Linked DNA regions of Mus musculus: region 2 is linked to region 1. Evidence: chromatin loops called from intact Hi-C (ENCODE). Cell type or tissue: left cerebral cortex. All regions are shown on one strand.

Region 1 (8,000 bases):
AAGAAGGCCCAGCTTTGTCAACTTGAAGTCACCTATCTGGGGTACATATTCAAGGTGGGTCAGCCAACACATACTGTCAGATGCCTTGGAAGTAAACCATCTTTAGCATCCCAGTCCCATCAACCCTGGGACAAGTACGGGAATTTCTAGGATCTGCCTGGTTTTGTAGACTTTGGGTACCAGGGTTCACTGAGATAGCCAAAGTGTTATATGAGGCCTCCCAGGGCCAAAAAAGACAAAATAGAATGGACCCAGGAGATGGACATGGCTTTTAAGACTCTAGGAAGAGCCTCATTGGAGGTAGTGGCCTTGGCCCTCTGGGACATTTACAAACCTTTCCACCTGTATGTGGATCAGAGAAAGGGGATAGCAAAGGGGGTGCTCACCCAAATTTTGGGACCATGGAAAAGACCTGTGGCTTATTATCTAAGAAGCTGGATCTGATGGCCCAAGGATGGCCAGCCTGCCTCCAGATCATAGCTGCCACTGCCCAGCTAGTCAGGGATGCTGACAAAATAACTATGGGGCAGGAACTTGTTGTTACCACCCACCATGCTATTGAGGGGACCCTCAAGAATCCACACAGCTGGTGGCTGTCCAATGCCAGACTGTTGCAGTTTCAGGCTCTACTTTTGAATCCCTCTTGCATAAGATATAACCCATCATCTGCCATAAACCTAGTCACCTTGCTACCTGACCTGTGCTCAGATGTGCAGCATGATTGCTCTACAAGTTCTGGGGCACAGCCAGAACATCATGCTGGACTTGACTGACATACCCTGGCCAGACGGGAAATGGATCTACTTTATGCACAGGAGCAGCTTCATCCAGAATGAAATCAGGTATGCAGGGGCAGCTGTTATGGTCTTGGACTCTGGTATTTGGGCAACTGCTTTGCCAGTGGAAACTTCAAGTCTAGAAAGCTGAACTAAAGGCTAACCCAGGTTTTAAAACTGGCAAAAGGGGCATAGCTAATATCTACATTTATAGCAGATATGCCTTTGCTCATATACATGGGTCCATATACTAAGAGAGGGGATTATTGACTGTTGAAGGAAGAAAAAAATCAAAGATAAGGAAGGAATACTTGTTTTATTGGAGGCATTATGTCTTCCTCTCAAGGTGGCCCGGGCATCAGAAAGGGACATCAGAAATAGTCTGAGGGAACAGGCCAGCTGATAAAGCAGCAAGAGAGGCCACCCAAGTTTCCCCTGCCAACATCCTGGTAGCTTTGCAGCGCCCCCCACTCCCACCCCTACCCTGTGCCCCCAAAAATCCCGGTATATACTGCTGAAGACAGATGACATCAGGCGAAATGCTAAGGAGTTTATAGAAGAGATGGGTGGTTGCTGACTTCTGAAGCCTGCACCATCCTACCTAAGGAGTTTGCTAAGCAACTCATCCATCAGATTCATCAACCTTCACACTTGGTAACCAAACACTGAAGGAATTGCTGTGAGGGGCAAGGTACAAAATATTTGACTTAGGACAATGGTTGATCAGGTATTCTCAGTCTGTGCCACCTGCCAGGCTGTGAACTCCTCAGGCCTCAGTCAAGGAACTGCTCCAGGAACCAGAATCAGGGGTCAATGGCCAGAGGCTAATTGGGAAATAGATTATACAGAAATAAAACTAGGAACACAGTATTTGCTAGTTTTTATGGATACCTTTTCAGGATGGGTAGATGCCTACCCTATAAAGGAGACTGTCACTGTAGTGGCAAAGACGCTTCTGGAAGACATCATACCCAGGTATGGTTTGCCTACTGTACTGGCTGGTTTTATGTGCCAACTTGACACAGGTTGGAGTTATCACAGAGAAAGGAGCCTCAGTTGAAGAAATGCCTCCATGAGACCCAGATCTAAGGCATTTTTCTCAGCTAGTGATCAAGGGGAGAGGACCCAGCTCATTGTGGGAGGTGCCATCCCTTGGCTGGTAGTTTTGGGTTCTATAAGAGAGCAGGCTGAGCAAGCCAGGGGAAGCAAGCCAGTAAGGAACATCCCTCCATGGCCTCTGCATCAGCTCCTGCTTCCTGACCTGCTTGAGTTCCAGTCCTGACTTCCTTGGTGATGAACAGCAGTATGGAAGTGTAAGCTGAATAAACCCTTTCCTCCCCAACTTGTTTCTTGGTCATGATGCTTTGTGCAGGAATAGAAACCTGCTTGTGTTTGACAGTGAACCATCATCATTTATCTTTCAGGTAACTCAATCTCTAGCACAGGTTCTGAGGACCATTTGGAAATTACCTTGTGTATACAGACCCCAGAGTTCAGGGTAAGTAGAGAGGATGAATTGGATCCTGAAGGAAGCCCTGAACAAATTAACCCTTGAAACTGGTGGTGACTGGGTGTCTCTCCTACCTTATTCCTTATATAGGGCTAGGAATACCCCCTACACTTTAGGTCCCCTCACCCCTCTTTTGAGATCCTTTATGGAAGGCCCCCTTCCTTGCTGCCCAAACTCCAGTCTGATATCTTAGCTGAATATGACCAACATAAGTTTTTAACATCCTTGGAAGCCCTCCATAGGATCTGGAAGCAACTCTGGCCTGCCATCTGCCAGGTTTATGAGTCTGTTCCTCCCTTGACTGCCACTGATTAGAACCAGGTGAAGAGTCTGGATTAAGAGACATAACCACAAGACTCTGGAACATTGCTGGAAAGGACCTCACATTGTGATCCTGACCATGCCTCTGGCTGTTAAGGTGGACGTGATCAGGATGTGATGTACCACTCCCACGTTAAGCCTGCCAGGGGAGAGATGATCCAGCAGTTGAGATCCCAGTGAAGGGCAATGCCAGGTGAACAGCCACAAGAATGATGGGAGGTCACCCTACACTGTGTCGATCCGCTGACTGATCCTGATCGACTCTGGCACTCATGACCCTGTTTGCTTGCTGCTTATGCTTTGCTGCACCAGCCAATAGCCCCACGTAACCCTAGGGGGCGGAGTAACAACCTTGTCATCAAGTTCACAGTGGCTGTCAAGACTGGACTGCTGGTTCTCAACTACTCTCACCCTGGACTGTTGGTTATCAGACAGGGACGCTGTGTTGGAAGCAAGGTAGCCCCAGCCTATTCCCACCTCTGCAACCACACTGTAACCCCTACTGCTGCAGGACACAGGCTGCCTCTGGAGAATGCTTGGTGAGCTTCTACCTCGGGGGCCTACTCCATGCATTTATGACCTGGTTGTAAATATGTCTGAGGATTTTTATGTTCTAATACAGCTTGTAGCCAGAGTGACCTCTTATTCTAGGGAGGATGTCTTCAACCAGCTAGCACCTCCAAACAATCGAGTTAAAAGGGTGACTACTTCTGCTGTGTTTCTAGGTTCTCTTCTTGGCATAGGGCTAGTTGGAGCTGCTAGTGTAGGGGCCTCAGCCCTGCAAGGCCCTATGGATGGGGAAATATACAGGAGATGGAAAAGTCCATCGTGGCCCTGCAGGATTCCCTATCCTCCCTGGCAACAGTAGTCCTACAGAACAGAAGAGGCCCAGACTTGCTGTTCCTCCAGCAGGGAGGACTCTGTGCAGCCTTAGATGAGGAATGTTGTTTCTATGTTGACCACTCAGGTGTGGTCAAAGAATCCATGGCCTTAGTCAGAAGGAGACTACAAGACAGATTCAACTGATGTTAGCTTTGACTTGTGGTCCCTGCATAATCAATGCTTTAGTTAGGTTTGTTAAGGAACAGATTTATTCTCAAACAACAGTACCAGTCCATAGAAACATCTCAAGGATGGCCTCAAACTGAAAGGTGGTGGTGGTAATGAAAGGGAAGAGATAGGCTGATTCCACGACAGGCTTCAAATTGGCAGTTAAGGAAACTAGGCCTAAAACTCTGTTTCCAAGAACTGGGCAAGCCCAGGCAAGCCCAGGCAAGTCAGTTAATAGGAAAAACCCCAGGCTCCAGCCCCCACGCACCGGTAATGGTTGTGGAATGCCTAGAAATAGAGTAAGATAAAGCTCACCTACCCTGGAATTCCTCTGATGTGCTTTAAATCAGGCCTGGAAGCGCAGTTGTCTGTCTATCTTGGTAATGGGAGACCCCAGCATGCTGGACTTCTGCAGAATAAAACACTCTGCATTTACATACTATTTGAGTCAGGGTGTCACTCTTCAGCAAATCATGGTTACATTATACTGTCAACCACCCTGATTGATGGAAGCTGAGGGGGAAGGTTCTAGAAATCGTGTTCTTGGTGGGAACTTTATACAAGGGTGCTCCTATAGCCAAGGAGAGCAAAGGTAGAAAAGACTGAGGTGAGTTGTGTCCCTCAGCTGCAAGGGGTGAACAGTTTTAGATGAGCCCTTTCTCAGACGAATTAACCATAGTTTCCAACTCTGGTCAGCAGAGGGCAGGCTGGCCTGTGAAATGATCCACCACTGGAGCTTTGCTCTGGAGAGATGGGTGGTCCATTGGAATCGAGATGAAGACAAACTCACTGGATGGATCTTCACAAAACACTCTGCCTTTGGGGGTCAGAAATGTTTCCCAGTATTTACTGCTAGGCCCCCTGTTCCGATGTCCTGTAGGGAGGAGCGGGAGGGAGGAGGGGTCAGTGTCTAGGTCACAGGTTACACAGGTGTCTGAAAAGGAAGTGTGTGTCCTAGGACAGGAGCTCTCAGAGGCACTTCCCCTCACATGTTTGGGACACTGATTTCTAACTGTGACGGGGAGGCAGATGGAGAGGTCAGAGTCCTGGTAGATGGCAAGAGAGCAGGATGAGAAAATGATGTAGGGCAGGCAGTACAGACTCCACGGTGTCCTGTGAGACCGTGGAGAGATACCACAATCACATTTGAGCCCCATTTTCACATCTCTGAAGTCCACTTCATCTCTTCAGTGGCCTCTGTCAATAGGGGGCTTAATCAGCATGACTGACACCCATGCTCCTCTTAAAAATTTAGGGGTTCAGTCAAAGAGTGGGAAGACTGCAGAAAGGGAGAGAGCAGGGAAGACAGGAACACATTCTCTGGAGGGCTCTGACCTCTCCCTCTCCTCTTGTCAAACACACTAGGAAATCTAGGCTTTTTAAACATTTCTTCAGATGAGGTGATTCATTCCTAATTCAACACACATCTGTGGACCCTCAGTTTCTGCTGTCCTGGGAGGCACTATTCCATCATGGCCACCGCCCTTCTTGCTTTGGCATGGCACCACAGTTGCAAAGCAGTTTAATGGCAGTTTTCTATTTTGACTTCTACATTTCTAAAGTGGCAGAAATATTTTTTTTTCCTCAGTTTTGGAGATAGGAAGCAAGGTTCAGTGGTACCAAGGCCGCCACAGTGATTTCGTAATGAGGGGTTAGCACTGCCTCTTCCCAAATGGAACAGTCTTGTTTACTGAATGAACAAACTGAAAACCAGGAGCAGGTACGGTGTCCCTCAGTGGGATGAGAAGGCCCAGCACACTCTGACCCCAAGGCTATAAAGGGCGTTTTGTATGGCTTTGTGGTCTGGTTATTAAACCTTGGGCTGCTGCTAGGCTAGTGGTCTACCACAGAGCTAACTACCAGCCCAGTTCATCCATCTTTTGAGGAGATAATAAGCATGGCTTTAATTATTTTGTGTCTTCTGTGTATCAGGGGTCTCTGTCAAGTCCTCTATACAGGTTATTACTTAATTCTCATAGCATGAGGCAGGTACTCAGGGAGTCTGGTGACCTTGTTAAGGTCACATCATTGGAGAAGGTGGATGGGCTGTCTGAGCCAGGGCTCTGACTGTGGCAGAACCCAGGAGACTGCTTGTGGGAAGGCTGAGCAGTCTCTTCAGCTACCAGGTTGTCTGCACTGATTGGCTGCATCTTCAGTGCTGCTCAGCTCTCATGCTGCTGGTCTTTGTGTAGAAAGAAAGGCTTGGGCGTGAGAGGGAGTTTCTGTGGATGTGAAACACAAATTTCACATTCATTTATATTTTATCTGTAAAAACAACTCCAAGATGGTAATTAATTGTCAATGACTACTTCTATGGGACCTTCTGACCTTCAGGTTGTGGGTAACATAAAAATATACAACTCTTTGAATGTCCTGTAACAAGCTTGATATTTTAGATACCTTGGGATTGTGCAGTTTATTATAGTGAAAATTAAGAGTCACTGATGTCCCCAGCTAGCCCCAGAGGTCCTTCCTGGTCCATCTGGCCAAAATGTCTCCCAGTTCAACTTTGGTAGAGCTGTGGAAGGTTTCAGACAACATCTGAGAATGAGAATTGGTCCAGATTCAAGGCAGAGGGAGGTCGGCCATGGGATATGGCAAGTGTGTCTTCCCCACTCTGCCCTTGGCTTCTACCTTTTTTTTTTTTTATTATTATTTTCTAGAAGGAAGTCTGCTTAGGGCGGGGGAGAGTAGAAATGCTTCCTGCTCCAGCTCTCATCCCGAGGACTGGCATAACTAAGCTTTCTCCTGGTTTTATCCCTTACTAGAGCCCTTAAAAGGAACAGGCTAGGAAAAGAGCCAGATTTGTTCTTCGTCCTGGCTGACCTGTTTAGTCTTGATTCCAGGTGCTTTCTTCTTCCCATTCTCCAGAGGATGGCAGGCAAAGCTGGTCTCTAAGGCTCTACTCTCCCACCCTTTTCTGGAGTCACTAGGACACATGAATGTTGGTTTTGGGATCCTGTAGATGGTAAGCATGAAATATACATATCTATCTATCTATCTATCTATCTATCTATCTATCTATCTATCTATCGAGAGAACTTGTCTTGTGAGGAGCATCTGTCTAAAATGTTTGTGGTCGTTATTTTTTTTTTTTTTTTTAAAACATCTTAGCCAGGCTGTGGTGGCACAAACCTTTAGTCCCAGTACTCAGGAGGTAGAACAGGTGGCTCTCTATGAGTTAAGGCCATTTTGTCCAGGCTATCCCCCAAAGCAGACCCCCCCCCCCCGCCTTCACTGTGTAAATACCTAAATACTGGGATTACAGGTGTGTACATAATACACTTAATTTGTTTTTTAAAGTTTGTCCACAGCCTCGTAGACAAAGCCATCAAAGAGGAAGAGAAAGGAATAAAGGGAGGGAGGGAGAATAAGTGAGGAGAGAATAAAATAAAATGAGAAAGAGAAGATGTGGGAGGCAGAGGATGAAGGGGCACACTGCAGGCGGGGGAGGGAGATGGATCCCAGGATTGCTCTGCTGAGGACTGGACATGGCCCTTGGGTAGGGTCGTAGCTTGTGTCTCAGAACTGTCTCAACAGGACCAAACCCCAGGCATGGACCGATTTGACAGCTCCTCACAGGCTCCTTTCAGATAGTACGATAGTCTCCCTTCCATGCCACTCCCTGAAGTCTTCCATTCTCTCTAGGATATGCTGAAGTGGCCAGGCCAAAGTAGCTATTGGGTTGCACGCCTTTCTGGGCCTCCCAAATCTCTATACAAAGTGTAAGCAGAGGGCCACTGCCTGTGCCCACCCCCATCTTCCTAGGATGTTTGTGTGGCAGACTTTGGGTGGAAAGCTGTGTGCAGCGCTGTTACCTGCAGTAGACGTCGGAACCAGGTATTCCAGGTTCTCAGAACTTTGTTCAGAGATTTGGAGAAGTCCATAGAAATAACCAAGCAGCAAGCAGTCTCCTTCAAAGGCAAAGCAAGGTTTAAAGTAGATATTCTGCCAGAGAACAGTAGGCCTGAGCAAGGTTTTCTCAAGAGCTAGGGTTAGTGTTTGCATCTTCCTTTGATGGTTCAAGACAGGGAGATGTTGGCTGCAAGCGGGTAGAGTTGCATCATTTCCTATCTTGATTGACAGGCTCGGGTTATCTAGGCTCTGTTCACTATACACATTTTTATTAATTGGAGAACTTCATACACTGTATTTTGTAAAAATAAAAAAAATCTATTTTCCTTCCCCAGCCTCAGTTCCCAACAATAATGACTGTGAGATTAATTATTTATTAATAAACGCCTTGGCTATAAGCTTTGGCTCATTCCCTGACTAGCTCATAACTTATCCAACCCATTCAAACTGTTCTGTCTTCCACATGGTTAATTACCTCTCCTCAGCTT
Region 2 (8,000 bases), 980 kb after region 1:
TAATCATGACCCAAAGTGCAAGAGCTGTGATGCTGGCAATTTTATTACGATGTATGAATTGTTCCATCTTATTATTTATTGTGGTTATTCTCTTACTGTGCCTAACTCCTGCATCTAATTTTTTTTTCATGTGATGGTAGAAGCATCAGATAATAGAGGGCTCAGCGTCCAGTGCTGCCCTGGGCTTCCACTGGGGCGTCTTGGAACATATTCCCCAGAGACCACAGAGGCCCACTCTATTTAAGACCTGTCAGGTCTCTGCTTTGCTTATCCCTGCCAATTCCTCCCTCTGCTGGATGTTTCCTGCTTCTACATTTCCTACAGAAATTTGGTTGCATCTCTCTGCCAGCAATAAACCTGATGTTTCCCTCCATGCCCTGAAGGGACCCAGAAATGTGGCCACCGGACAACTGGGCAGTAAAATGGATACTTCAAGAGAATCATGCTGGATGTGGGAAGGTTCTCTTTACAGGTGCTGGGAGTACCTCGCTTCTTGTGCCTCCCTCCCTTCTCTATGAATGCAAATCGCTGCTAATAATATCGCTTGACATTTATAAAACCCTTTTCTTGATCTTCACAACAGCCTCAGGATGCCTCCTAAGCCCAGCCAGACTCCTTTTCAAAGTCTTCCAAACAGACCCAGATATGGCAAGCTTACCAAAGGAGGATGCCCAATTTGCCTCCATCTTCATTCGAGGCCAAGCACAGATGGATTTCTACTAAGACAGTATTTTGGTGCTACATCAATTGGATCTTGAGGTCAGATTCTGGAGCAGAATGATACAGAGGGGGCGTGGATCTCTGAATAAAGGAGCAGAAGAGATGAGCTCCCACCTCACTCAGTATCTGAGCGCATCCAAGATCAGGGAGCAGAGGCTCAGATAAATGAGCACGCCTGGGAGAGTGAGAGATGAGCACGCACTGCAGAATGAGAAGAACAGTCAGGCATCCTTGCTATAGCCTGGCATGGTGGCACACTCCTATATCAGCAAGAAGGACTGAACCAGGCAGGAAGATTATTAGTTTGAGGCTAACCTGGGATACAAAGCAAGATGAAAGAAGAAAGAAGGAGAGGGAGGGAGAGAGGCAGGGAGGAAGGGAGGGAGGGAGGGAGGCAGGGAGGAAGGGAAACAGGGAGACAGGGAGACAGGGAGACAGGGAGACAGGGAGACAGGGAGGGAGGGAGGGAGGGAGGGAGGGAGGGAGGGAGGGAGGGAGGGAGGGAGGGAGGGAGGGAGGGAGGGAGGGAGGGAGGGTAGGAGACAGGAAGGCAGGAAGGCTGAGAGGCAGGAAGACATGGAGACAGGGAGGGAGGAAAGCAGGGAGGGAGGGAGGGAGGGAGGGAGGGAAAGAGGAAAGGAGGGAGGAAGGGAGGCAGGGAAAAAAGAAGAAAGCAAGAGTAGAAGGAAGGAAGGAAGGAAGGAAGGAAGGAAGGAAGGAAGGAAGGAAGGAAGGAAGGACGGAAGGAAACTTTGCTATATTTTCTCATTCTTTTAAAAATTCTAAATGTAGGGGCTAGTGAGATGGCTCAGCGGGTAAGAGCACTGACTGCTCTTCCTAAGGTCCTGAGTTCAAATCCCAGCAACCACATGGTGGCTCACAACCACCTGTAATGAGATCTGATGCCCTCTTCTGGTGTGTCTGAAGACAGCTACAGTGTACTTATGTATAGTAATAAATAAATCTAATAAATAAATAAATAAATAAATAAATAAATAAATAAATAAGGTACCATGTGCAAAACACACAGCATTTTTTTTTAAAAATTCTAAATGTATACTGCTAATCTAAAGATACTAAACCCAGGGCTGGTGAGATGGCTCAGCGGTTAAGAGCATCGACTGCTCTTGCTAAGGTCCTGAGTTCAAGTCCCAGCAACCACATGGTGGCTCACAACCATCTGTAATGAGATCTGACGCCCTCTTCTGGAGTGTCTGAAGACAGCTACAGTGTACTTACATATAATAAATAAATAAATAAATAAATAAATAAATATTAAAAAAATACTAAACCCAAAGATGGCTGAAGTAAAAGATTTGTCAACTGCTAGATACGCTATCCATAAAAAGGCCAGGTCCTGGACCAGTGTCTGCAAATTCCCAGTAGCAGGCTAAGCAGCCCCCTGGAAAATGTACTCCATGGAGCAGAGTTGGGGGCTGGCTTTATTTATTTATTTATTTATTTAGCCTTGGAGAAGGGAACCCTGACTGACACTCACCTCACCTCACCCAGCCCAACCCCCAGCTACAGACACAAGGGGTGGCTGACACAGAATAAGAAGCTTGGAGCAGGACATGGGTCCTTAGAGCTACATCCCCCATATTGGATGTTTGCCTGTCCCTCTGGTCCTTTCTTCTTCTGTCTTAGATCAAAGTGCAGACAAGTCTGTTCAAAGCCAGTGATGGGGTTCTGAGCCAGACACCCCTCCTGCCAGAGTGAGGATCCCTCTATCAGAATAAATGTTATTTATTTATATCAGATAAATGTTGTTATTAATCTGTTCCCATGCCGTGGGCCTCTTTGATTCTCCAGTGTATTTTCAAAACCTTTTTTTTAATGTCCAAGACACGATATGTAGAATTACAGATAACCAATTAAACTAAAAGAGTGCTATGTTAAAAACAAGGCAGGATATTATGAAACATAATCTACTGTGTTGACGCTCTAAGTAACATAATCTAGAAGGAGGTCTAATGACCACCAAGAGTCCAAAGCATCAATACACGTGAGGTTTGTGAAAACTGGGGCAACCAAATGAGATTTGAGAACGCCCATTGATGCCGCCATCCTCGTGAAGGTCGTGGATATGATGTATTTGATTACCTCCATTATGATAAAGGGAAAATGCTAAATTTCCATTAGTAAAAATAATGACATTTTTTTCTGTTCTAGCCCACAGGCACATGGACGACAGACAGGTCAGCTCTCAGACTGGTAATCTGTAAGGTTGCTTCTAACACAAATTATCTAGATGAGACAAGGGGATGTGTATAAAATGTGTTAGGACGTCAGTTTTGTTTTGTTTTGTTTTGTTTCTGGCAAGCCCCCGCTGACCTAGAACTCTGTAGACCAGGCTAGCCTCAAACTCAGAGATCTGCCTGCCTTTGCCTCCTAAGTGCTGTGAGTAAAGGCTCTTGCCACCAGCCCTATGTAAGAATTTGACAGTCTGAAGAGTTGGCACCAGAGTATCACATAGGTGGAAACTGCTTTTGTTCTGAGAACTGTCTGTTAGTCATAGTGGCCCATACATATACCCAGCCACATGAAAGGTTAGAACTGGAGCTACAAGTTCAAGGCCAGCTTGGACCACATAGTGAGTTTGAAACCAGCCACTGCAGAGTGGCTTTAATAAATTTGCTCTGAGTGATTTAGCTGCTGCTGACTTTGAAAATAATCCCAGAAATAGAGATTGATGGAAGAGATCGGGGCTGGGGAGGTAGGTGGAGTCCTGTGGATCGGTGGCAGTAGCCTCTTTCCCATCCTCTGACTCAGGGATCTGCGTTTTTCTGTCCGGATTCCGTGTAGATCACTGCAGTTTTGAGTCTACGGAGCCTTCCTGCATTACTAGGAAGAACCTGCCATCTGCTGGCCAGCTTGAGTAAAACATGAGGACCCTCCTGAAGGATGATGGCTGTTTGGGGAGGGCGTTCTGGTACAAAGGCCATTGCCACAAAATAGGTCTGGGAGGGACAGATATTTTCTATTAACAACTCTGGACTTGGAAGAAGCCGGATAGGATGGCACTTAGAAGGGCCCTTCGATTGCTCTTTGGGACTCCGAAAGTAACGAAAGGGGATAAAAGATTGAAGAAAAAAAAAAAAGTAACAGGGAAAATAGCTATTGAGAGAGAGAGAATGAGGATTTACAGTCAAAAAATACCCCACAAAAAGAAACAGGTGTCACTGGAGACGCCTCCGGGCGGAAGAAGATGAGAACATTTCCCCGCCTTCGGTGTAGACCGTGTTCTTCGGTTCTGAGATCGCATCGCCCTCAGGCAAAACTGTTCCTTCTGCACTGAACGTTCTTCCGACCCCATCCTTCTTATCTAAGTAAATGTTTGTTTGCTGCCGCTCTAGGGAATCTGCAGCAAGTCCGCTGGGCAAGCGAGCTCTATGGAAGCTCAGCTCAGCTCTTTGTCGACACCTCCTGGCACTGCTCTGGAACTGCCTGCTGACTTGTTTACTGCTTACTTCGTGTCTCCAGAGATCAAAACCCCCAGGCAGGGTATCATTTAAAGGCAGCTCTATCCTACTGTGAAAAACTATGCGAGACTATTAGCTTACTGGATTCATTTTTCTTGTGGAATTTTGAGGAACTTGGTGATCACAATTTGAAAACAAATAAAAATGCGTTGACACATTTTTTCCCCTAGAGATCTTCTGCCTAGAAGTTGAAAATCATTTCTTTTTCTATTTCAATATCTGCCAACACCCTTGAGGGGCCTGCCGGCATCCATAGCCTGCTCATAGCAAAAGCCTCGCGATTCTAGAGAGGGAACCCCTCCATTCAGTCCATGTGACTTGGAGCTGATCCTGTCCTCCCACACAGGAGTGACTGGGCCTGGCAAATCCAACTTCTAATAGCTTAACATGCTTGGTTCAGAGATGAGCATATGACTGAGCTAACCCAATGAGAAAATACCCTACTTTGAAACCTTGACTGAGAATTTCTGAACTTGGTAGGCCATGGTCCTGGAGCTTGTGGTCATTTGGTGCCGCCAGAAAGTGGAAAGTGGCCAGAAGTAAAGCCAGAGGTAAGACGGTGTCTACAAGATCAACATTCTTTCTGTACTGGCTCCAACCCAGAACTTTTACTGGACTTCCCCATTCCATTCCATGAGCCATAGCTACTGGGAAGACTTTTATAAAGAACATATTTTAGACAGTAGCTATCCCAGTGTCCAGTTAAATAGGAAGAATAAGGGAAGATGAAGGTTGGGGGTCAATTAACGTTTTGTCTCTAGGAATGTCCCTTACTCTCAGTGTACTGTGGGGAGCAGAACGCCACCCTCCCTTTCTCTTTCTCTCTCTCTCAGATGTATTTGTTTTTATTTTAGGTGTATGAATGTTTCACCTGCATGTATATCTGTTTATCACATGCATGCCCGGTGCCTGCAGAGGCCAGAAGAGGGCATCAGATCACTTAAAACTGGAGTAACATGAGCCGCCGTGTGAATGCTGGAAATTAAACCCGGGTTCTCTGAAAAAGCAGCCAGTGCTGTTAACAACTGAGCCACCACTCAAAATCAGACCAGTTTTAATGCTCCAGTCTTCCCATATCCACACCTTTGCTTCCTTTACAGTGAACTGCACTAGCAGCAGCAGCAGCAGCAGCAGCAGAGGCAGCAACAGCTACAGCAGCAGCAGAAGCAGCAGCAACAGCAGCAGCAACAGCAACAGCAACAGCAACAGCAACAGCAACAACAACAACAACAGGGCATCAGCAACAGCAGCAGCAGAAGCAGCAGCAACAGCAGGGCAGCAGCATCAGCAGCCACTGCCATCTGCAGTGGAAAAACTGCAGTCCCTGCATTGAGTTCCAAGGAAGCAGATGCTATGGTGAAGATGCTGGACTTCAGCTGCTTCACTGGTTGGCCTGCCTAGACTCCTCCTGCTTGCTCCTACTCTAAACACATCCCTGTTTACTTCCTAATTATGTCCCAGTGTCTGACTAGTGAGAAGAGAATGAGTCACATGGAGACACACTAAAGAATATGGAGCCCAGTGCATTGCTTGCTGGAGTACTGACCACTTTAATGGACTGGGTTTGTTGTTGTTGTTGTCGTTGTCATCGTCGTCATCATCATCGTTGTCATTGTTTTAACCAAACTATGCCTTGCTTTTTTTTTTTTTTTGGTGGGGGGCACATTGTAGCTTGCAGAGTGTTCTTGTATAACATGACCTTGCCCAGTCTTCAAGGGTACCTCAGTGAGGTGGGACAGATCAGCCTGAGTAGCCCAGCATCCAAGAGAACTGCCTACCGTCCTCCACATCTGGCTCTTTTCTAACCTTGCCTGACTGGGTGGTAAGGAATAACCTGTGTGACCTACGGGTACTCCAGGCCTGTGCTGCAGATCCCATGCAGTTATTAATTGGGATCCAACAGCCAGAGGGGTCCCAATTAATACCCCAAGGAGGGTTTGCCTGTTGGGCAAGAAGCCAGTGATTCTCCATTTTCTGAGTCCTCACCAGGAAAGTCCGTATCCTCCTACCTTTCACACACAATGGCCATTGTCAATCACACAGAGGAGAAGAGGGCTGGGGCTCTGCTTCCAGAGGTATCCAACGCTATAAGCAGCCATTCGTTTGTTTGTTTGTTTGTTTGTTTTATATGAGTACACTATTGCTCTCTTCAGACTCACCAGAAGAGATCATCAGATCCCATTACAGGTGGTTGTGAGCCACCATGTGGCTCCTGGGGATTGAACTCAGGACCTCTGGAAGAGCAGTCAGTGCTCTTAACCTCCTGAACCATCTCTCCAGCCCTATAAGCAGCCTTCTTACAACCTAGGTCAGCAGTCACCAAGGCCCACCACTTCTTAGCAATGGATGAATAAATCACATGTGAACCATCAATGGTGCCACTGAGGATGAAGTGTGTCACCTCTGGGTGTCAGCTGATATTCCAGGGATGCGGCAACCTCCTGCTGGGACCACCTGAATGAACAGCTTGTATCTTCCATGTGTAAAGGAGCCGCAAAGACATACATCTTGTTCTTAAAAAAAGAAAATCAACTTCTGCCCAGGCCCTGTGGACCTGCTGGCTCTCAGCCACTGGGTATTTAACCAACCACAGCCAAACCGACACATGGCCACGCTGTTGGCTATGTGGTCAGAGGGACATTGCACAGTGAGTATACTTTCACCCCATACTCACTTAAAATACACATTGCGGGAACCTGTGACCCCAGAACACTTTGTTAACCTATTATGGATCTCCAAAGACCCAGAATGCTTGGGGCTAGAGAGATCACTTAGCAATTAAGTACAGTGGCTACTCACAATGAGTACCTTAGTTCAATTCACAGCATCCACATGGTGGCTCACAACCCTCTGTTACTCCAGTACCAGGGGATTCAACTGGACTTAGTGAACATCAGCCACACATATGCTTCATAGACATACTGGCAAGCTAAACACTCACATACAGAAAATAAAACTAAATAAATATAAACAATATTTAAAAAAAATAAACATAGAATCCAGAACACTGATAATGTAGATAGCAAAAAAAAAAAAGTGGAGCCTCATGTTTATAGAGTGGAGCCTTAGGGCACCCTTTCTCTGTCTCTGTCTCTCTGTCTCTCTCGCTCGCTCACTCTCTTATCTATCTATCTATCTATCTACCTATCTATCTATCTATCTATCTATCTATCTATCTATCTATCTCATCCTTCTCCTCATGAGGTGGGCCTTCTTAGATGCATTTCACATGTGTATTGATTATTCTCCAGTGTCAACTTGCCTGGATTTAAATTTATTGAGGAGAACATCAAAACACAGCTGTGCAATAGAGGGGTTCTTCTTCAGAGGGGGTTAACTGAACCCACGTAAATGTGGGTAACACCATCCCATAGATGGGCACCCAGACAAAATAAAAGGTGCGATGAGGAAACCAGCACAGTGCTGGCCTTCTCCTTTTGTGTTTACTGTGTGAGCTGTTCTGCTCTATCGTGGTGGGCTGACACCTCTGAGGCTACAATCTAAAACAAACCCTTCCTCCCTTAATTTGTCTCTGTACAACAATCTGAGAGTTGTCTGGATGCTCACTTATGGGATGAGAAGGCCTGAAGGGTGTCACAGGAAAATGAGATAAACAGGCAATGAACATTTTAAAAAATAGAACAATCTAAAACTACATCAAAGTTGTAAAATATGAAAATATATATTATAACCCATTTCTAGAAGAAAAAAAAACTTAAGCCCTTTAATAATGTTCAGCATGCTAAGAATGCCCTTACATGGCCAGGGTCTATGGTGGCTTCAAGATGGGAGCGCTCA

Evidence for each region. Peaks named below come from ENCODE experiments on the same cell type or tissue, not always from the same donor. Only the 100,000 strongest peaks of a DNase experiment are listed, where the experiment ranks them.
Region 2: it touches region 1 in a loop (10-fold over the local background); 17 of 42 quality-filtered maps call a loop at or near these places.

Annotation. Positions count from the first base shown.
Region 1 is chr8:85,599,037-85,607,036 of GRCm38, forward strand. No RefSeq gene overlaps it. Among named protein-coding and RNA genes, the nearest start is that of Gm51583, 28 kb to the left of the region's middle. In left cerebral cortex, a CTCF peak has its summit at 4,352 (motif pointing right); a DNase peak (open chromatin) is centred at 4,368.
Region 2 is chr8:86,581,709-86,589,708 of GRCm38, forward strand. No RefSeq gene overlaps it. Among named protein-coding and RNA genes, the nearest start is that of Abcc12, 19 kb to the left of the region's middle. In left cerebral cortex, CTCF peaks have their summits at 310 (motif pointing left), 3,577 (motif pointing left), 4,150 and 5,102 (motif pointing right); DNase peaks (open chromatin) are centred at 317, 756, 3,573, 4,106 and 2 more places; H3K4me3 peaks cover 598 bases; H3K27ac peaks cover 804 bases.